Linked DNA regions of Homo sapiens: region 1 is linked to region 2. Evidence: read pairs that join two places in POLR2A ChIA-PET (ENCODE). Cell type or tissue: MCF 10A. All regions are shown on one strand.

Region 1 (8,000 bases), 97 kb after region 2:
CCACACAGTGCGAACAAACAGATGGTGTATCATTAACAAACTGCAACGCTGCATTTCCTAGTCTCTCCAGGGTGTCAGTGACCCAGGCAATTTAATTAAAAACATTAAAAAAAAAAAAAAAAGTGACAAGGGCCAAAGTTTCATCCTGTTTAAATTCAACTTCATCAAAAAAGTGGAGGGGCTATCCCTTCCATGAAACGTCCACATATGAGCCCCTCAGGGAAGTGGCACCAACGTGTAGGTCAGTGGCACAGTCAGGCCTCTGGTCAGTGGCCATTGATCCAGAAATGCGGCCAGGGCATGGCCAGGGCAGGGGCAGCTCCAGGACAGAGACCAGCTCGCCTCCCATTAGCCTCCTGGGGAGACAGGACAGGTAAACAGCAGGGAGCTCAGGGGGTTTTATGGACCAGGCCGTGTACACAGTTTGTCCCGAGTACAAACAAGCAGGTGGCCAGTCTCACCTTTGTTCTAAGAAGCGGGATCCAGGCAGGCCAGGAGGCCCAGAGGGTAGCTGTCAGGAGACACTGGGGCCCAACCAGGGCTTCCCACTGCAGGAGCGGGTCAGGAGCTTGGACACTCTCGGACACTCAGCACTGTCCTCGCTTGAACCTCCCCGGTAATGGCAGCATAAAGTGATGGTCAAGGGGCATCCGGTTGGGACTCAAGAAGCTTAATCCCAAATCCCTGCCCCACAGTCTACCAGTGACAGACACTGTGCTGAAGTCAGCCTCCACATGCTCACCTGTAGAATTGTGACAACATGGCAAGGGCAGGTGAAGGCCCCAGGATAGTGCCTGGCCATTGAGAGTGCTCTGTCGTGCAGGTGGGCATGGGCATGGGGCTGTCCAGAATTGAGCTGTTTTTTTGAGTTGGAGTCTTGCTCTGTAGCCCAGGCTGGAGTGCAATGGTTCACTGCAACCTCTGCCTCCCAGGTTCACGTGATTCTCCTGCCTCAGCCTCCCGAGTAGCTGGGATTACAGGTGACCAACACCACGCCCAGCTAATTTTTGTATTTTTAGTAGAGACAGGGTTTCACCATGTTGGCCAGGCTGGTCTCAAACTCTTTTTTTTTTTTTGAGACAGAGTCTTGCTCTGTTGCCCAGGCTGGAGTGCAGTGGTGTGATCTTGGCTCACTGCAAGCTCCGCCTCCCAGGTTCACGCCATTCTCCTGCCTCAGCCTCCCGAGTAGCTGGGACTACAGGCAACTGCCACCATGCCCTGCTAATTTTTTTTGTATATTTAGTAGAGACGGAGTTTCACTGTGTTAGCCAGGATGGTCTCGATCTCCTGACCTCATGATCCATCCACCACGGCCTCCCAAAGTGCTGGGATTACAGGTGTGAACCACCACACCCGGCCCAGGCTGGTCTCAAACTCTTGACCTCGGGTGATCCACCCGCCTCGGCTTCCCAAAGTGCTGGGATTACCGGTGTGAGCCACTGCGGCCGATATCTACGTTTTTAAAGACTCCTGTAATGGTGGCAAACTTGAGGCTCCTGGACATGGAAGGTGAAGAGGGCAAGAAAGCTGCAGGAGAAACCCTAGAGAGGTGGGACAGCTGGGGATCAATGGCTTAGGAATCTGTAAAGAAGGATATTTAGGTTTTTAGAATTTACATAAGGCCAGGCACGGTGGCACACACCTGTAATCCCAGCACTTTGGGAGGCTGAGGCAGGGGGATCGCTTGAGCCCAGGAGTTTGAGACCAGCCTGGACCACATAGGGAGACCCAGTCTCTGTAAAAAATAATTTTAAAATTTTAAAAGAAATTCATATAATCTTGGGCTTCCCAGCAGGTAAACAAAAGAATCCTAATTAATCTCAAGTGCAGATCATAAGAATTTGGAGAAACTGTTTGCACTCCAACATCTATGGAGATCAGTAGCTTTCTAGATTACAAAAATTCTAAATAAAATGTAACTTGGATAAAACTTGATTTTTGCACAGTGATACACCTAAAAGAAGCACAACTCTGACTCAAAGGCTTTGATGACAAATATAGGCAGATCACATGGCGTATCACATGCGATGAGCCATTCTCAAACATCTTTATCCCTCTCTCCTCTCAACATTTGTTCATCATTTGCTGATATTTATTGAGCACCCAATACATGCTCTGCTCTGGATGCCGGAGCAGCAAACAAGACCCTTTCAGTTCCTGCTCCACTACATTCTAGAGATGAAAGGCAGACTGGCAAATAGCTAGATCTTGCAGGGTACAGTTACTTTAGACGAAAGGCAGAGGTATCTCTCCGTCGCTCAAAGTATGATCCGAATGACAGAAGAATCCAGCCACATAAAGATGTAAGATAGAGCCTTCTAGGCAGGGGCAACAGCTTGTGCAAAGGGCCTGAGGCGGAAATGAAATGAGCCTGGCATGTTTCTGGAGGGAAAGTCAATGTCTCTGGAGTAGGGGTAGCAAGAGGCGGGTGTCGGGAGGTCTGCAGGAGCCAGATAACAAGAAAAGGCCTGTCGAAGATCTAGTGTAGAATCATTGCGGACCCTACAGACGACGCAGCATTAAGGATCTATGCTGAAAGCACTCCCCTCCAGGTGAGCAGACCCAGGTGTGAAGAAAAAGCTTTGCTTGGCTGTGTATCCAGGCAAATGCTGGATGAAGACACTGATACGCTTGAAGTTACGATCAAATGTCCAGGGCTGTATCTTTCACTTTTTACTTTTAAAAATTTATTATTTATTTATTTATTTTGAGACAGGGTTGAGCTCTGTTGCTCAGGCTGGAGCACAATGGCCCAATCACAGCTCACTGCAGCCTTGAACTCCTGGGCTCAAGTGATCCTCCCACCTCAGCCTTCCTAAATGCTGGGATTACAGGCGAGCACCACCACTTTTTTTACTTTTTTTTTTTTTTTTTTTTTTTGAGACAGGTCTCACTTTGTCACTCAGGCAGTAGTGCAGTGGCACAATCTCAGATCACTGCAACCTCCACCTCCTGGGCTCAAGAGATTCTCCTGAATCAGCCCCCAAAAGTAGCTGGAACTACAGGCATGCAACCACCACGCCCAGCCAATTTTTGTGTGTTTTTTTGTAGAGATGGGGTGTTCCCATATTGCCCAGGCTGGTTTCAAACTCCTGAGCTTAGGCAATCTGCCCACCTTGGCCTCCCATAGTGCTAGGATTACAGGCATGAGCCACTGGGCCTGACCAGCCTTTTAGTTTTTATGATTGCTTACTTTAACCAAAATTTTTAGTTAACCAACCAACTGCAAATCCTAATTGTAGTGAATCTTTTTTTTTTTTGAGATGGAGTCTCGGTCTGTTGCCCAGGCTGGAGTGCAATGGCGTGATCTCAGCTCCCTGCAACCTCCGCCTTCCAGGTTCAGGCGATTCTCCTGCCTCAGCCTCCCGAGCAGCTCAGATTGCAGGCACATGGCACCACGCCCAGCTAATTTTTTTTTTTTTTTTTTGAGACGGAGCCTCACTCTGTCACCCAGGCTGGAGTGCAGTGGCACAATCTCGGCTCACTGCAAGCTCCGCCTCCCAGGTTCACACCATTCTCCTTCCTCAGCCTCCTGAGTAGCTGGGACTACGGGCGCCTGCCACCACGCCTGGCTAATTTTTTGTATTTTCAGTGCAGACGGGGTTTCACCATGTTAGCCAGGATGGTCTCCATCTCCTGACCTCGTGATCCGCCGGCCTCAGCCTCCCAAGGTGCTGGAATTACAGGCGTGAGCCACCGCGCCCGGCCAATTTTTGTGTTTTTAATAGAGACAGGGTTTCACCATGTTGGCCAGGCTGGTCTCGAACTCCTGACCTCAAGTGATCCGCCCACCTCAGCCTCCCAAATTGCTGGGATTACAGGCGTGAGCCACCGTGCCCGGCTGTGCTGGATTTTAGGACTCTACTGTTCTTAAATATTTTGTTGCAAATCACAACATTCACTAATTCCACACGCTTATCAAAACTGGTAGTATTTTTTGAGCCAGTTCCATGCAAATGTCCTCATCCTGCACACATACGTGCACATACTCATATTAACAAACATAACTGAAAATTCAACCCCATAAACTTGGCATATAAATTTAGTTCAAGTACAACCAGAGGAAAAAAAAACAGATCTGATTTTTAGATATTCTGCTTAACCAATCATACAATTCAGTCAGAGTGGCCGGGCATGGTGGCTCATGCCTGTAATCCCAGAACTTTGGGAGGCTGAGGCAAGCAGATCACTTGAGTCCAGGAGTTCAAGACCAGCCTGGCCAACATGGTGAAACCCTGTCTCTACTAAAAATATAAAAATTAGCCAGGCACGGTGCTGCAAGCCTGTAATCCCAGCTACTTGGGAGGGTGAGGCAGGAAAATCGCTAGAACCTGGGAGGCAGGGTTGCCATGAGCCAAGATCGTGCCACTACACTCCAGCCTGGGTGACAGAGCGAGACTCCATCTCAAAAAAAAAAAAAAAAGAATTCAGTCAGAGTAGCATACATGTAGCAACCAACTACTGTACAAACTATACCAATACTTGGCTCTCTGAGAGATGCCAAAAAGCAGTATTTTGCCTGATCCATGTGCTCAACAAAGTTAATCTTGTTGGCAACATTAGGCCTCAATGCCAGAAACAAGAATGACGTCAGGGAGGCTAACAGCAAGTGCTTCCCAAGGGCCTCGCCCTGCCGAGCCTCTGTGTGCTTGCCAACACCAGGGGTGGTGTTCTATCTGGGATGTCTGCTGCCAGTTTGTCTGTAAAAATCTTCTCTCTCTTTCAAGTATCACTTCTTGCACGAATCTAAATTTTCCTTGTCCTTAGGTGACCACTTGCTTTCCAAGTTTTTAAAAATATATCTTCTGATATTTACAAAATATTGAATGTAACATATATGTTAATAATTAACTAACATCTGTTAATAAAAGTATAATAATAATAAATCCTTAAACCCAGCAAGCAAACCAATAGCTAGAACATCACTAATAACTTTATCTACCTATGGGACCCCTCCTTCTCCCTATCTACTTCCCCTCTAAGGGCAAGATGGTAACACCCTGTTCCTATGCCTGTAGTCCCAGGTACTCAGGATGCTGACGTGGGAGGATCATTTGAGCCCAGCAGGGCGAGGCTGCAGTGAGCCGAGATTGCATCACTGCACTCCAGTGTGGGCGACAGAGTGAGGACCCTGGCTCAAAGAAAAAAAATATGGGAGGACTGGGTGCAGTGGCTCATGCCTGTAACCCCAGCACTTTGGGAGGCTGAGGCAGGCAGATCACCTTCTCTGCTAAAAATACAAAAATTAGTCGGGTGTGGTGTCATGCACCTGTAATCCCAGCTACTTGGGAGGCTGAGGCAGGAGAATTGCTTGAACCCAGAAGGTGGAGGTTGCAGTGAGCCAAGATCATGCCACCACACTCCAGCCTGGGCGATACAGCGAGACTCTGTCTCAAAAAAAAAAAAAAAAATTTAAAGCCTGGGTTTTGTGGCTCCCACCTATAATCCCAGGACTTTGGGAGGCTGAGGCAGATGGATCTCTTGAGCCCAGGAGTTTGAGACCAGCCTGGGTAACATAGAGTGACCCTGTCTCTAGAAAAAAATACAAAAAACTTGTCTGAGTGTGGTGGCGTGTGCCTGTAGTCCCAGCTAACTCAGGAGGCTGAGGTGGGAGGATCACCTGAGCCCAGGAGGTCGAGGCATGGTGGGGCCACTGCACTTCAGCCTGGACAATAGAGCAAGACCTTACCTCAGAACAACCCAAACAAACGAAAAACCTTTGTGTTATCATGTTATAAAAAACCTTTGTGTTATCATTTTATTATGTTACATAATTTCTTTCCAAATGCTGTTTTTTATTAAGTATCATTTAGATACAAAAAAATGCATAGATTTTAAGCATATAGTTTGATGAGTTTGGAAAAATGTTTACACCTATGGAACCACTACTCCATTGAAAATATGTATCAGCGGGGCGCGGTGGCTCGCACCTGTAATCCCAGCACTTTTCCCAGGCAGGCAGACCACGAGGTCAGGAGTTCGAGACCAGCCTGGCCAACATAGTAAAACCCTGTCTTTACTAAAAATTACAAAAATTAGCTGGATGTGGTGGCACCCACCTGTAGTCCCAACTACTCAGGAGGCTGAGGCAGGAGAATCGCTTGAACCCAGGAGGCAGAGGTTGCAGTGAGCCAAGATGGCACCATTGCACTGCAGCCTGGGTGACAGAGCAAGACTCTGTCTCAAAAATATATATATATCATTTCAGGCTGGGTGCAGTGGCTCACACCTGTAATCCCAGCACTTTGGGGAGCCAAGGTGAAAGGATCACTTGAGCCCAGGAGTTCAAGACAGGCTGGGCAACACAGTGAAACTTCATCTCTACTAAAAATTAAAAAAAAAAATTAGCCAGGCCTGGTGGTGCACACCTGTGGCCCCAGCTACCAAGAAGGCTGAAGTGGAAGGTTCACTTGAGCCTGGGAGATGGAGACTGCAGTGAGCCGTGACCATGCCTCTGCACTCACTCCAGCCTAGGTGACAAAGCAAGACCCTGTCAAAAAAAAAAATTTCCATCACCCCAGAAAGTCCTCTGTATCCCTGTCAATCAACACCCTCTCCTCTGCCAGAGGCAACCACCATTCTGCTTTCTGTCTCCATAAATTCGTTTTGCCTGTTTTAGAATTTCATATAAATGGAATCACACAATATTTACTGTTTTGTGTCTAGTTTTTGTTGTTTTTCACCATAACGTTTTTGAGATTCATCCATGTTATTGAGAATACCAACAGTTATTTCTTTCTGTTGTGGAGTAGTATTTTATTGTACACTTTATTTACTTGTTTATTTGCTGATGAGTATGTAGGTTGTTTTCAGTTTGAGGCTTTCTTTTTTTTTGAGACAAGGTCTTGCTCTGTCATCCAGGCTGGAGTGCAGTGGCGTGATCATGGCTCACTGCATACTACAGCCCTGACCTCTCAAGCAATCCTCCCAAGTTAGCCTCCCAAAGTGTTGGGATTACAGGTGTGCGCCACCATGCCTGGCCACAGGCTTTTAAGAATCATGTTACAGTGAATATCCTTTTTGTGAAAATCATTTTAAAAATAAGTGTAAGCCAGGCTCAGTGGCTCACGCCTGTAATCCCAGCACTTTGGGAGGCCGAGGCGGGCAGATCACAAGGTCAGGAGTTCGATACATAGTGAAACCTCATCTCTACTAAAAATACAAAAAATTGGTATGGTGGCAGACACCTGTAGTCCCAGCTACTCGGAAGGCTGAGGCAGGAGAATCCCTTGAACCTGGGAGGTGGAGGTTGCAGTGAGCCGAGATGGTGCCACTGCACTCCAGCCCAGGCAACAGCGCAAGACTCTGTCTCAAAAAAAAAAAAAAAAAAAAAAGTGGCCAGGCATATGGCTCACGCCTGTAATCCCAGCACTTAGGGAGGCCCAGGTGGGTGGATCACGAGGTCAGGAGTTCAAGACCAGCCTGACCAAGATGGTGAAACCCCGTCTCTACTAAAAATAATGAAAATTAGCCAGGTGTGGTGGTAGGCGCCTGTAATCCCAGTTACTTGGGAGGTTGAGGCAGAAGAATCGCTTGAACCCAGGAGGCGGAGGTTGCAGTGAGCCCAGATCGCCCCACTGTACTCCAGCCTGGGCGACAGAGCGAGACTCTGTCTCAAAAAAAAAAAAAAGGATATATAGAGAGTGTTATCTCAAATGCATGCTTGTTTATTACTTAGTTTTGCCTGGTTTTGAGCCCTGTGGAAATGGCATCATGTTGGCCTATTCTTCTAGGACTTTTCCCCCCCACTTTGCATTTTGTTTCCAGATTTAATCTATGTTATTACATGGCAGCTGATGTTTTAATGTGGCCCTTATACGCAGCCATCTTTCTAAACTGTCTATTTTAAGTAATATATTTACATATTCTTTTGGTTTTATATAAAGAAAATCATATCATCTACAAATAACAACTGTCTTGTTTCTTCCTTTCTAATCTTTATGTTTTGAATTTATTTTTCTTATTATTATCTTGAATGCCAGTACATTTTGGGAACAGCA
Region 2 (8,000 bases):
TTCATTATACAGGAAACTTTTTGTTTTTTTTTTTTTGAGACAGAGTCTCACTGTATTGCCCAGGCTGGAATACAGTCACATGATCTTGGCTCACTGCAACTTCCGCTTCCTGGGCTCAAGTGATTCTCCTGCCTCAGCCTTCCAAGTAGCTGGGACTACAGGTGCGCACCACCACGCCTGGCTAATTTTTGTATTTTTTGTACTTTCACCATGTTGGTCAGGCTGGTCTTGAACTCCTGGCCTCAAGTGATCTGCCCACCTCAGCTTCCCAAAGTGCTGGGATTACAGGTGCAAGCCACTGTACCTGGCCAGGAAACTTACTTTTATAGTGAGCTTTTTGGAAAAAAAGTAAAATGTTTACTCTACATCTATTATACCTAACTAAAATTATATTCAGTACAATCTATCTGTTTATTGAGGTCTTGGCTCCTCATTTAGAACAGTAGTTGCTGTCCATCATTCACCAGTGAATGCATATTGAGGGCCTACTGTGTGCTAGTAGCTTTTCTAGACTGTTACAGCCATAGGTGTGAAATTGGGATTTCACAATTGGGATTTCGCATTGAGATTTTCACAGGTTTGGGAGTATTAGACCTTTTGACTCTGCACCAGCTTGCTCTGCATGAATAAGCTTTTTGAGTCCATGTACTATTGTTTTTTGTTTGTTTGTTTTTGTTTTGACACAGAGTCTTGCTCTGTCACCCAGGCTGGAGTGCATTGGCGTGATCTTGGCTTACTGCAACCTCCTTCTCCCAGGTTCAAGTGATTCTCCTGCCTCAGCCTCCCAAGGAGCTGAGATCACAGGCACGTGCCACCACGCCCGACTAATTTTTGTTTTTTTAGTAGAGATGGGGTTACACCATGTTGGCCAGGCTGTTCTTGAACTCCTGACCTCAAGTGATCCACCCACCTCGGCCTCCCAAAGGGCTGAGATTACAGGCGTGAGCTACTGCATCCAGCCAATGTACTATTTTTTAAATAAAAAACTTTCATTTCTCTTCTGAACAATGATCACTTATTCTCCTGTGTCTGCCTCTCTGTGTATGTAATATCTGGTGCATTAGCTTTGTCACTTCTAAGTTGACTACCAAAATATCTTTTTGTATTTTCTTTCCCTTTTTCTCAACAGAGTTCCAATTAGCTAAGATAATTACATATGTGATTCTTGGATAAGTGAGATATTATTAATTTCATATTTTCCTTTCTGTAGCTTTACACTACTCTGCCTGTCTCAATGTCCTAATCTTTATTTTGGTATGTCTAAAGTGAAGAAAGCTAAAGGGCTAGGGTGATGCTGAAAGCTACCAGCAGATCAGATCTAACTGGAAAAAAATAATCAAAAGAGTGTGTCTGGCCGGGCATGGTGGCTTACGCCTGTAATCACAGGACTCTGGGAGGCTGAGGAGGGTGGATCACTTCAGGTCAGGAGTTCGAGACCAGACTGGCCAACATAGTGAAACCCCATCTCTACTGAAACAAAACAAAACAAAACAAAAAATTAGCCAGGCATGGGGCACGTGCCTGTAATCCCAGCTACTCAGGAAGCTGAGGTGGGAGAATTGCTAGAATCGCTGGAACCCGGGAGGCGGAGGTTGCAGTGAGCCGAGGTTGCGCCGCTGCACTCCAGCCTGGGAGACAGAGCGAGGCTCCATCTCAAAAAAAAAAAAAAAGTGTGTTCATACTTAGGAAGTTAAGATGGGAGGATCGCTTGAGCGTGGGAATTTGAGGCCAGCCTGGACAACATAATGAGACCCTGTCTTTAAAAAAAAAAAAAAAAAAAGCTGGGTGCAGTGGCTCATGCCTGTAATCCCAGCACTTTGGGAGGCCAAGGCACCAAGGTGGGTGGATCACCTGAGGTCAGGAGTTTGAGACCAGCCTGGCCAACATGGCAAAACCCTGTCTCTACTAAAAATACAATAATTAGCTGGGTGTGGTGGCCCACGCCTGTAGTCCCAGGTACTTGGGAGGCTGGGGCAGGAGAATAGCTTGAACCTGGCGGGTGGGGGTTCCAGTGAGCTGAGATTGCGCCACTGCGCTCCAGCCTGGGCAACAGAGCAAGACTCAGTCTCAAAAACAACAACAACAACAGCAACAACAAAGAGTGAGAGAGTGTGTGTTCATTATTTATGTATATGCATAAATTGTTTGTATACGTTCCCCCAACTTGATTATGAGTTTTGCATATTCCCCACTAGAATAGTATTCTTTACATAGGAATACCCCAGTACATGTTGTTGATAACATCTCATAGGAAGAACCAGCTCAGACAAAGTGCTACTGAAACTGAAAAAGTGTGTGTGCCCCCAAAACTAACGTTAATAAAGTAAGATATGTTGCCAGATATTGTATCCAGAAAATGCATTTATCACTGAGCTCACTTAAAGAAAAATACTGCCTGGGTCAAAAAGTTACTCTTAACCAAGCATTGAATGCTAAACTGGAGGTCCTAAGCGGCATGCATTCTTCTTTTTTTGGGTGGGGGCGGACAGTGTCTTACTCTATCCCACAGGCTGGAGTGCAGTGGCGTGATCTCGGCTCGCTGCAACCTCTGCCCCCCGGGTTCAAGCAATTCTCCTGCCTCAGCCTCCCGAGTAGCTGGGATTACAGGCATGTACCACCACTCTCGGCTAATTTTTTTTGTATTGGCTAAATTTTTTGTATTTTTAGTAGAGACAGGGTTTTGCCATGTTGGCCAGGCTGGTCTTGATCTCCTGACCTCAGGTGATCCGCCTCCTCGGCCTCCTAAAGTGCTAGGATTGCAGACATGAGCCACCGCGCCCGGCCGAGGCATGCATTCTTCTGAAGGCTGGTTTACTCTGATCCTACAAGGTTGTAGCTGGAATCTGGGTGGTTTCCTAAGAGAACTGACAGTTCCCTGGTGAAGCTATTCATGGCTCTCTTGAAACCAAGAGAAGGGTGTAGGAGCAAAGGGAATTTCCTTTCCCCATTTTTGAAGGTTTGCTCATTTGAGTCTACAAAACGAACTCTCAATAGAGGGCTAACAGGACAAAGGCACACACATTTATTCTGTGCACATGCACAGGGAGCCACACAAATATGAGACTCAAAGAAGGGCCAGATGACTGCAGTTTTTATACCCTACAGAGAGGACTAGATGCCTGGAGCTCCAGGTGGGAGGTGGTGACACGTCACGGGGGCCGCCAGGAGGAAAGGCATGGGTGAGCAAAGGCTGTCTTGTTATGCAGATGAGTCTTGCACACATCATCCCTGGAAAGAATGGCTGGTAGCCTATGGTAAAAGTTCCTCTATCAGAACTTTAGTCTCCTTTTCCTGTGAGTTCACCTTTCCTGAATCTGGATAAGGAGATAGAGAGATTGATACAGGTGTTAAAAAGAAATTACTTAGGCAGATAGTGAGGGTAAGAGAGTCCTCAGTCCTTTTAATAAAAAGCAGCCCACAAATAATTTCTTTTCTAATACAAAGCAGCCTGAAAAATCAAGCTGCAAACATAGACAAGCAAGCTGGAAGCTTGCATAGGTAAATGCCAGCAGCTGTGCCAATAGAAAAGGGCTTCCTGGAAGCCAGGTATGTTCAACACAGAGGCTCTCTCCCCTTTCCTTTGTTGCCACGTGTGTAGTAAAGAAGCAGGCTACATGGTGCTGGCCAGATAGAGACCCCACCTGCATGATAAGAGACTAGGGGCTGGGCGTGGTGGCTCATACCTATAATCTCAGTAGTTTGGGAGGCTGAAGCGGGTGGATTACCTGAGTTCAGGAGTTCGAGACCAGCCTGGCCAAAATGGTGAAACTCTGTCTCTACTAAAAATACAGAATTAGCTGGGCATGGTGGTGCATGCCTGTAATCCCAGCAACTCGGGAGGCTGAGGCAGAAGAATCACTTGAACCTGGGAGGCAGAGGTTGCAGTGAGCCAAGATCATGCCACTGAATTCCAGCCTGGGTGACAGAGCAAGACTCTGTCTCAAAAAAAAAAAAAAAAAAGAGAGATTAGGGTGGGGTGGCCAGCTTCTTTGCATGCTATGTGAATGGCTCACCTGGTCCCACCAATCCTTTGTGCCCTGTGTAAATCAGACACCACCTTCTCAAGTTCATCTATAAAACCAACTGCATCTCACCACGAACTGGGAGATCCACTCGGAACCCCTTCCCTCTGCACGAGGGAAGGCGGAGGTTGCAGTGAGCCGAGATCGTGCCATTGCACTCTAGCCTGGGCGATAGAGCAAGACTCCGTCTCAAAAAAGAAAAAAGAAAAATATGCTAAAATGACGTTTTAAAAGTTGCTTGTCCACTCATATATTTTTGTCAAGCTTTGTGTTACGAAACAGAGTCAAAGCCTAGTATCATTTTTAGCAGGGGTTGGGGGAGGGGGTGGGAAGTGATAAGTGAGACTGGAGGGAAGGCCAAAGGATTTGAAGGACAGAAAAGCACATATCCTTCCTAGACCTCCCCTGGCTCCAGGATGGAAAATGACTTGGCAGGGGCCCTTTTTGTGCAGGCCAGAAGGGAATTTATTTCCCAGCTGTTCTGTTGTATTTTCCTTGTTAGTCTTTGCTCCCACGGTCTAAGAGCAAATACCGGATCTTAGCGCCTACAGTACTGGTCAAGAGCTGCCACTTCAGTCAGTGTGACTCACAGCTGTCCGTGAACCACCTACTGTAACAGCTGGCTAGACACCACAGCCCTGCGGCCCTGCAGCCCAGCCACGTCTTTTTAGCTTCACCTCGACGGCCTTGCTCTTGACCTGAAATCACCATCACCTTAATGGGCTAGAAAAGGTGGGGTTTAGAGGTAGATACTTTTATTCATTTTTCTTAAATTGTATTTCTCAATTGCCACTCAAGGATCTTGGAAGATGTATTTAATCTCAACATCAAATTAGAGTTCTAGGAGACCAAGGCAATTGAATATGTCATTGGACAAAACTCCACTTCATATCCTTTGGTGTGTAAATGATTCATTCCTTGAAGAAGAAAGGTTCTGGTTAATTTGCGGCTTCGTTATGATTTGCTGCTTTTTTGTGATAAGGATGAGGGGAACTGCCTTTAGAAAAACTGGTTCCGTGGTAGGATCATGGTAGGATGACCTCTGGCCTCTCTCCCTGGGCTCTCTGCTGTAGCTTTCTTCCTCTCTAAGGCTTATTCCTGAAGCTTCACTAGAGACAGGTAAAATACAGTTCCTGCCCTCCGGAAGTTTCCAAATCAGCTGTGGATATAGATTACTGTAGGAGAATCATAAAATCACAGGAGTACAAATAAAATGCAGTTTCAGAGAAAGTACACATTACTTTTTGCCTCAGCTTGTACTGTAACATTAGCCTGTGTCTTTATCAGCCTAGAGCTTTACTTTGTTTTATTATTTTAAAAAAGAAAATCGTTCTGCTGGACTGGAAATACCTTGACGCCAGAGGCCATGTTATTTTTATCTTTTGATCTCCTCTCTATTCTAGTACATTCAGGCTCCACACAGGACACAGCACACATAATACTGCCTGGTAAGCATTTGCTGACATCACTGAATTGGGGAAGGTGTTGTTGAAAAGGTAGAACTTGAGCTCTGTTTTTAAATAGAGAGGGGCAGTTGGCGGTGACACACTCCCCATCTATGAGTCATTTGTTCTGGGCCGCAAGGAAGAATTTGAAAACTCAGAACAGAAGGGGAAAGAATGGCAGGTTGGTAGAATGACTAGAACAGAGCTGGGTGTTAGTTTGACAGAATATGAGGTCGGAGAGGAGGCCAACCAGCCTGGTTGCTGTTCTGGAGAATAATTGGGATATTACCGTGGCTAGATGCAGGAGGAGGGCCTTCCTGGGGTTGGAATGTTTGTGGAATGAATAGCATTTCTTTCCCTCTCTATTTCATCCTGAGGACACCGTCAGCTTCTTCACTGGTCCCTTAGCACATTTCATCCGTTCCTGGTGGTGGGAAGGTTGGAGCAGGGTGAGAGGGGAGCTGTTCAAATGATTTCCTTGTTCCTTTCTTCAACGTGTGTCAGTGTTATTAATTATTTTGTTCTGGAATTGGTTTGTTCTCAGGAAAGATGTTGAGTGCATTTTGAAAAACTATGTGAAAATTAGATTGAGCAAATAAAGTTTTTCCATTGTGGGAAGGATCCTGGATGACTTTATAGAGGTTCCATGGTTGAATAAGATGACCTCTTTAAAAGCAGCTACCGAGCTCGGGGCAACAGCTCAAGCTAGAGACAGTGTAAAAACAGCAACTTTGGGGAAATAAATAAGTTTCTTTGTTGACAGTGCTTGTGAGACATCTAGGAAGAGAGAGCAAATTTGCATGGGAAATCAGGCCTTGAGCTCAAGAGACGTCAGCGCAGAAATGAAGATTTAGCAGACAAAGGTGGCAGCTTAAAGGGGGTGATGGTTGAGAGGCGCAGGCTGCAGTGAGCCAAGATCGTGCCACTGCACCAGCCTGGGTGATGGTGCAAGTCAGTTAGGTCCTTCACTAGACTCTGCTGTGGCCTAGGTGACTGGTGTCCAGGGCTCCATAACCACCAGCAATTAGAAGCAGCTGGGCCCAGTGGCTCATGCCTATAATCCCAGCACTTTGGGAGGGTGAGGTGGGTGGATCACCTGAGGTCGGGACTTTGAGACCAGCCTGGCCGACATGGTGAAACCCCATCTCTACTAAAAATACAAAAATTAGCCGGGTGTAGTGGTGTGCACCTGTAATCCCAGCTACTTGGGAGGCTGAGGCACGAGAATCGCTTGAACTCAAGAGATGGAGGTTCTAATGAGTAAACATCGCACCACTGCACTCCAGCCTGGGCAAAAGGGCGACAACAGCCTGAGGGGGAAAAAAGGCAATATTTTCTGTGCATTTCCATTTGGCGTGCTATGATAGAGCGCATCCTTAACTTGTGATCAGATTCTTAGTGGTTTCCAAAGGTTAAGAAATTGGTGTCATAGAATTGGCCAGGCGCGGTGGCTCACGCCTGTAATCCCAGCACTTTGGGAGGCCGAGGCGGGCGGATCACGAGGTCAGGAGATCGAGACCATCCTGGCTAACATGGTGAAACCCCGTCTCTACTAAAAATACAAAAAAATTAGCCAGGCATGGTGGCGGGGGCCTGTAGTCCCAGCTACTCAGGAGGCTGAGGCAGGAGAATGGCGTGAACCCGGGAGGTGGAGCTTGTAGTGAGCCGAGATTGTGCCACTGCATTCCAGCCTGGGCGACAGAGCAAGACTCCATCTCAAAAAAATAAGAAAAAAAAGAAATTGGTGTCATAGAATGAGAAGATAAGAGCAAGAAGGTCAGGACTTGGGGCAGACTTGTTGGGGGCAGTCAGAATTGAAAGAGTAAGAAGAGGGGAGCCGGGGGAATGGTGTCTTCAAGTTGGATAGGACTCAAAGAACACACCAGGTTGACCTTTAGAAGGTTATTAGTGATAAGCAGAGGATGGGAATTAGGGAGTAGGGACAGCTAGTCTAGACTTTGCTTTCTTGGAGGTTAACATTTGACAAGAGTGAATGTTTGCTGAGTTCCTAAGAAGGGCCAGACACTGTGACATCTGTTGTAGACATAAATGTGGGCAAAGATGACTTTGGTTTTGCACTCATAGATGTTAGGGTCTCGTGGGAGAGAGAGGCATTGATGAAATAATGATCCCAAAGGAAGCACATCCTCACAAACTGGGTCAGACTTCGCAGGGAGAAACATGGTGCATAGCACAGGAGCATGCCATGATCTGTGGGTCAAAGAAGGCTCCCTGAGGCTGTAAGCACAGCCCCGAGGGGTGAATAGGAACGATGTGGTCGGGGGGTGGTGTGGGGGTGGGGGACGGAGATCAGAAGAGTCCAGGTCACAGGGAGAGCAGGTGCTGAGCCTTGTGAATGTGGAGCCAGTGAGAAAAGTGATCGTGGCAGGAGGCCATGCTGGGTCTTCTCTTTCATAAGGATTTGGGTCTAAGAATAATTAGGTAACCACTAATGTTAGATGGTGTAACATTTGCATTTTGGAATAAAGTAGAAGAGTTCAGGTGATAGTGATAGCCTGAACCGGGATCCTGG

Evidence for each region. ChIA-PET counts read pairs that join two places held together with the same protein. Peaks named below come from ENCODE experiments on the same cell type or tissue, not always from the same donor. Only the 100,000 strongest peaks of a DNase experiment are listed, where the experiment ranks them.
Region 1: POLR2A ChIA-PET joins it to region 2 with 10 read pairs; 8 of 35 experiments call an interaction of 5 or more read pairs at or near these places.

What each region holds. Positions count from the first base shown.
Region 1 is chr1:8,169,937-8,177,936 of GRCh38, forward strand. No RefSeq gene overlaps it. Among named protein-coding and RNA genes, the nearest start is that of LINC01714, 35 kb to the right of the region's middle. RefSeq lists an enhancer at 3,120-3,650. In MCF 10A, no CTCF peak of the experiment used is centred here; DNase peaks (open chromatin) are centred at 4,585 and 5,045.
Region 2 is chr1:8,072,803-8,080,802 of GRCh38, forward strand. The region is part of intron 2 of ERRFI1-DT (ERRFI1 divergent transcript); the gene reads left to right. Among named protein-coding and RNA genes, the nearest start is that of ERRFI1-DT, 50 kb to the left of the region's middle. In MCF 10A, no CTCF peak of the experiment used is centred here; DNase peaks (open chromatin) are centred at 4,569 and 5,549.